Linked DNA regions of Homo sapiens: region 1 is linked to region 2. A link is a contact called in ENCODE Hi-C or POLR2A ChIA-PET data. All regions are on one chromosome and are shown on one strand. Each heading gives the region's core, a stretch centred on a gene start or an enhancer-like site at or near the end of the contact. The rest is flanking DNA. Distances are from core to core; before and after follow the strand shown. Region 1 overlaps TLE4 (TLE family member 4, transcriptional corepressor). Region 2 overlaps TLE4 (TLE family member 4, transcriptional corepressor).

Region 1 (3,401 bases), core at 898-3,397, 57 kb after region 2:
GTTCTTTCTGGTTGTTATCGTCTATGGGCAGGGAAGTCTAAGCACTGCACCTGTGTGAATGGAAAGCAAAATTGGCATGGTGTGCATTTGAAATCAAATTAGAAAGTCCATTGTGGAGATGGTATTTGCAGTCTTGCCTCTGTGCAGTATTGAACCAAAACCTTATCGTGATTGTTGAAAGGAGAAAAGTTTTGGTGAATAGTAGCATATTAAAACCCTATAATTATGGGGCATCAGAATATCTATGCTGGGGGAAGTCCTACACAAATGTCTAGAAAAGACCTAACATAAGGTTTAAAATAGAAGATCCACACTAGGTCACCATCCCAATCTCTAAAGTAAGTAGAATCAACTGGAGTCCAGTATACAGTGATAGGACTAAGTTGCACTGTTGAGGGGCTAGGCTATGTGCCTGGGACTGCGCGTTGTACTTTATGTGGATTATTTTTCTTGGTCTTCAAAGCAGCCCGTGGGGCTGAGAATGGTGTGTTGTTACCCCAGACTAAAGAGAGGCTGAGACTAAGCAACATCCCTTACGGCTATTAAGTGAAGACTCTAGACTCACACCAGGCAGTCTGACTCCAGAGAGATGCTCTTGCCTGCTATTAAAATCTGTGCTCCCTGTTATTAAAATTAGCTAATTATAACAACAGCATCTTCTTTTGGAGGGGGAAGTTACTTTATAGAAGTCTTTCTCATACATTGTCATCTTTGATCTTGAGGTGGCAGAGGAGTAAAGGTGGAGGGGTGGGGCCTTCCCTTTCAAGTTGCTGGAGGTGTCAGTTTTCCATCTGACTTGGTCAACAGCCCTAGTAAAGTCTGGGATGGTCTTTAATCTAGGAACTAGAATCTTCTCATAGTGAAATTAGAACCTGATTATAGCTTTTTAAAGCTTACCTTTTGCTACCAAAGCAATTGGGGTTTCCATGTAATAAGTCTTTTAATCCTTTAGTATTTTTTTCTTGGTTTCTCCTTGTTTTCCTGCTCTTTTTCTTAAACAGATCTACCCTGTTCTTTTTAAATATCCCAGCATAAGTGTTTACTTTTAAAATCCAGAGCTTTACTAAACATTCACATTCAGGGTATTTTGCTTTCTCTGGATCAGCCATTGCTTGTGACCGTGACTCTCCAATCATAACAGATTTGCTGAGATACACACACACATACACACACACACGCACACTCAAACTGTAGTGAGAAAGACTTGTGTTTAATCCTTCTAAATTTGTAGATTTATAGGGTCACAATGCAGCTTCAGTAAGTTTCTTATGTAGTAAACTTGAGAAATATCTAAATTGAGCTTTTAAAATAATAATAGAGAAATAAAAAATAATAAAATAAAAAGCTTTTCTAGTAAAAGCATGACTTTATCGGTATTTATTTAATTCCTCTTATTCACATGCCTAGCAAAGATCCAAGTGGCATTCCTGTGGCAGAATGGTGGACTTACAAGATTCATGATGAGAGTCTGTGCCAAGTCCAATTTGATTCCAGAGTAATTATGTTATTAGAACATTGCTGATTGCCCCAGTGCCCACTGTGCAGCTTAACCTTTAAATGCTAGTGATAATTAACTACTTTATCATTCTACCAAGAAACTCCAACATGTAACTCTGTTCTACAGTCAACTTCAAAAATACAACGCTGCCTGCAAAACCGGAAACAGCTAGCTTAAGAAAAATATAAAGTATTTGGTTGTACATATGAGCCAATAAATGAACATAAAATCTAAATCTAAATAGGCATTACCTTTTAGTATTTTTAAGAAATTGTTTTGTTTAGAAATTTTTCCTCTTAAACAATGTGGAAATAACTTTCAATAGAATATAGCAGAATCAGAGAATTGTTAATAAAAGATATATATACTCCATTTTTCTTCTTTTTGTAAAATATGAAATTAGCCAGATTTAGTGCATCTAAAGGTAAGTAAAGGAGCAAAGGTGAGGAAGGGGCTGAATTGCCATATTACCGATTCCAAGGGCACCACAACACAAATCTTACTCTAGTGAATGGTCTCCCATGGAATTGTTCATCCTAGTGATGCTCAGAAAAGGAATGTATCATAAGAGATTTGGAGTGAGATTGAGGCGTGCAGAGGGGATGTTCAGCCATTTGTGTTGAGAAATATTTCTGGGCAGTTCCCTTCTGCTCATGATGCTAGGTGCCCCACCCTCAGGGAACCCACAGCCTAAAGTGGGAAGTGGCCTTGTAAACACAGCAATAAATTTGTTGTGAGTGCTTTACTCATTGGAGGAACAAAATGTTAAGGGAACAAAGAGGAATGAATGATTAATTCTGCCTGACAGCATCTGAGGAAGCTTTGAAAGGTGACATTAGAGCTGATTCTTAAGGATAGTGGGGGATTTCAAAAGATAGATCTTGAGAAAATAGTCATTGCCATAAGCCAGGAAAAAAGGCTACAGGTGCAACGAAAATACACAGAGCCCAGGGGAACACTGGCTTATAGTGCTGATGTAGGATACAAGGCCAGGACTCTGGATTGGGGTGTGGAGTGAGGACTTTGGAAAACAGCCATACTCAGAAATTTGGAATTTTTTTCCCCCTGTGAACAGTAGGAAACTGTCCTTTTAAAAGAGGAGTTAAAACAGGCTGAACCTCTCTTTGGGAAGTATGAATTCCAGAAGTGAGGTGGATAGACTGGAGAGGGGAAAACTAGAAACGGGATTGAGGCATGAAGTATGGTAGATAGTAACCCACAGATGATGATTGCATGCATGGTTTCAGTGGTCATGAAAACCTACTGAGTGCATTGGGTTGTGTGAAAGCAAAGCAGAAGTGTTGACCCAAGTCTCATGGCTTGGGAGTGAGGTTTGGAACTCAGCAGAGATACACAAAAGTCAAGAAGTAGTCCACTTTAAAAAATCGTTTGGCTCGTAATGTTTTGTGTCAATCTTCAGCCTTACTGAATAATGCCTGCAGTCTTTTCTGCCACTAAGTTTAAGGCTGAACGTTTGATAGGTCTAGGGCTAGAGTATTCATATAAAACCTCAAGAGGGGCTGGCACAGCAGGGACGGATTTAGAGGTCCCCAGCCCGCCCAGTGGGCACCCACTCACTGGTCCCATCTCTCTCCCCCACCAAACTCCCACCTGCACATCTTTGGAGCTTGTAATAAAGAGTTGCCATCACCACAGGTATGAAGAAAGACCATCAATCTTCTTAACAATGTGCTTTGGAAGTTCAGAAATGCCACAAAAGAGATTGTGACATTAAGGCTCAGTGGAAATAAAATGGAACATAGACCCAAAAGTTCTGGGTAACACACTTTCTCTCATAGTTAATTAAAAGGGCCTCGTAAATGTTGTATGTTTTTATAAACATCAGTTATTACCAACAGACTAAGATAAAGCAAAAAAAAAAACCCGTTCAAAGAGTTAGTCT
Region 2 (3,148 bases), core at 297-2,796:
AACTACAGAGAAATTGAATGAATAGTAGAGCAAACACTGTATACTCGTCACCTAGATTTACCGGTTAACGTATCGTCACTTTTGTTTTCTGTCTCTGTTTATATACTCATACAAATACATGTGCACTTTTTGGAATGTGCTGAACTAATTGAAAGTAAAAGGCAATCATGCTGTTTCACCCCCTAATATTTCAGTGTGCTTCTTCTATGAACAAGGACATCTTCCTGTATAAGCATAATACCATTAACACATTCCTATACCAGTGTGACAGCTCATAATCATATTTCTCCAATTGTCCACAAAATGTCCTTAATAGCACTTTTTTATTCAATCCAGGATTCAATTCAAAAATTGTCTTTGCTGTCATGTCTTTTTACTCTTCTTTAAATCACAGTGTCCGAAAGCATTTTGCTTTTTAAGATATTGGCATTTTGAAGATTCCAGGCCAGTTTTCTGGAATCTTCCACAGTCTACATTTGTCTGTTTGTTTCTGATTGTTTTCTCAAGTTTAGATTTCGGTTAAGTGTTTTTAGTAGGAATACTAACTAGGTGATGTGTATTTCCAGTTGTATCATATTACTGGTGAAGCTAGGTGATCCATGGGGTGATACCTGGGCACTATGAATAACCTGTTTCCCTGCAACTTTTTACCCAGTGGTTGTAATATCGATGGTTGAGTCTGTCTTGCATTAGTTAATACATTTGACATGGTAAAACAGTAAATTTTAAGTTATTTCTTTCCTTTCAAATTAATATTCTGTAAAGAAGAGCTTTTCCTGTTTTCTCCTCTCCTCGCTCCCTCACTCTCTGTGCATATGAAAATGTGGGCTTCTGGTACCTTTCCTTAATACTAGCAGTCACCATTTATTGAGTGTTTATTATTTGCCAAACACTGTGTGATATGGTTTGGCTGTGTCCCCACCCAAATCTCATCTTGAATTATAGTTCCTACAATCCCCATATGTGGTGGGAGGGATCTCGTGGGAGGTAATTTAATCAGGGGCAATTTTCCCCATGCTATTCTTGTGATACTAAGTTCTCACAAGATCTGATGGTTTTATGAGGGGCTTCCCCCTTCACTCGGCTCTCATGCTTCTGCTTCCTGCTGCCACGTGAAGAAGGGCATGTTTGCTTCCCCTTCCACCATGATTTTAAGCTTCCTGAGGCCTCCCCAGCCGTGCTTAACTGTGAGTCAATCAAACCTCTTTCCTTTATAAATTACCCAGTCTTGGGTATGTCTATATTAGCAGCATGAGAACGGACTAATACGCTGTGCTAAGGGTTTTATATGGATCATGTCATACAATTCTTCCAGCAACCTTGGGAGGTAGATTTTGTAACTAACTGTTCTCGCTTTTTACATGAAGAAACAGAGCATCAGAAATGTTAAATGACTTGTTCAAACAGGTAATAAGGATTCCAGTGACTCTGAGGCCACTTCATTGTGATGCTTCCCAAATGTCAGCCAGACTGTGCTTTCTCACACCTAGCCCGACTTACAGACAGGAGCGAGGCCAGCAGAACAACTGTCCATAGTAAATAGTGTCTTCACAAGCCAAGGAGTATGGCTACCAGCCCAGTCCTGGGCCCTTCCCTGTGCTTGCTGCTCTATTTCAGAGTCTGTTGCCTCTTCCTTTTTGGCTCCTTTCAAGGTCTGCTGAGTCTTCCCTTACTTCTCTCCTAGAATGGAACAGTGTCTCCTGGTTGGATTGAGGCACACGTGCTCAGAGCGAGCAGCTCACAGCTTGGCTAGCTCCTGGTGGATGAGTAGTATGGTTGTGGGCTTGGGAGACAGCCAGCCTTGAACTTAGGAGCTGGCACTGGCCTGAGAGTCATTATCTGTCTCTAGTCCTTGGCCCCAGAGTGCCCTACATCTTCACCTATTTTCTTGGGGTACCAAAAACTCCATTCCTGAAAATGTTTTTTGAAAATGTGTTATAACCTATAAAGTCATTATTCTTAATGATGCTGAGATTGTCTCAAGTTTTGCCAGTGGGGATCCCTTCAATTTGGCTCATTGTCCTTTTGACACAATATCCGTTAGTCTAGATAGCTTTCTTGATTTCTGGCACAAGATATAGCAGGTTCACCTTGCACTTGCACTTTTTTTAGAAACCAAAATATGAGCACAAAGTGTGCTCATTGCTACTGAGATGTTGTTGTTTCTAAGGAAGGTGCGTGTTTTTTGAGAATTATTCTGCTGTTGATAGCGTAGTAGAGTTGGAGTGGGGGTGAACAAGGAAACTGCTGCCTGGCCTTCAATTGGAAATGCCCAAAATTCCTAGGGATGTCAGTGACTGCAGCTCTGTCCTTGCTGGCTCCTGCTTGGTCAATGACTTGTCAGTCCCTTGTCATCAAGCAGTTGGGGACCTTTGATTACAAAGAACTCCTCTTTTTGCTGACAGAAAGACAACATTTCAAAAGACATTTCTTGTGAATTCTATTCTCCAGTGGTCCTTTTCTGCCCTTTGTGCCAAACTTGAAACTGCAGGGAAATCTTTGTTACAGAGAATCCAGAAAAGACCTATTAACAGCATTGAGGCTGTGTCTGCCACTTCATGGCTGTGTATTTTCAGACATCATTGCTATTTTTCAGAATTAAATTAATTATCTTAATGGAGTACTTACTTGCTTAAGTTTAAAGTTCACTCCATTTTAATGTTTATTTTCTTGAGTGGCCCATCAAGGAAATAGGAAGAAGTAGTTTATTTTGTATTGTGGTTTGAGATAAGAGAGGTTTTTATTTATTATTAATTTTAAGTAAGGCACCCAAAGATAATAAAGGCCTAGGAAGGATAGTGAGAAGAATTTTGCCATGATACATATTTTCCTCAATAGGTCTTCCTCAGTGGTGGTTATGTATGTACGTTTATTTTAATACTCTAGTCTATGCCCTCTTTAATTCTTTGGCTTGATCTTTGTTTTGTTTTTCTTCTAAAGCCTATATATATATATATTTTTTTTAACCTGCTAGTTTATAATGTATCTTAAATTACATCCGTAACAAATCTGTGTTATACTGTGTACTCTTAATGTACATTTCCCTTCCTTTTGGTCTTTAAAAAGCAAGGGGTTTTATGTTTCTTAGTGGGACTGTAAGATAAAGTAGAATATCTTTGCAGGTTAATTGCTCTGTAATTAACCCAGA

What was found. A loop is a pair of places that touch in the nucleus more often than their neighbours do. ChIA-PET counts read pairs that join two places held with the same protein, here RNA polymerase II (POLR2A). Pooled maps may share reads with other maps.
Region 1: a map of endothelial cell of hepatic sinusoid shows a loop between it and region 2 (3-fold over the local background). The contact joins two enhancer-like sites. A Hi-C loop is called at or near these places in 1 of 168 maps with a recorded cell type or tissue (endothelial cell of hepatic sinusoid) and 1 of 50 pooled maps. POLR2A ChIA-PET finds 5 or more read pairs at or near these places in 1 of 52 experiments (activated CD4-positive, alpha-beta T cell).

What each region holds. Positions count from the first base shown.
Region 1 is chr9:79,699,689-79,703,089 of GRCh38, forward strand. All of the region lies in intron 8 of TLE4 (TLE family member 4, transcriptional corepressor), which reads left to right. Among named protein-coding and RNA genes, the nearest start is that of LINC01507, 120 kb to the right of the region's middle. Within about 2 kb of position 2,148, at least 2 of the 41 ENCODE cell types and tissues checked have a DNase peak (open chromatin) inside an H3K27ac peak, as active enhancers do.
Region 2 is chr9:79,643,130-79,646,277 of GRCh38, forward strand. All of the region lies in intron 6 of TLE4 (TLE family member 4, transcriptional corepressor), which reads left to right. Among named protein-coding and RNA genes, the nearest start is that of TLE4, 73 kb to the left of the region's middle. Within about 2 kb of position 1,547, at least 2 of the 41 ENCODE cell types and tissues checked have a DNase peak (open chromatin) inside an H3K27ac peak, as active enhancers do.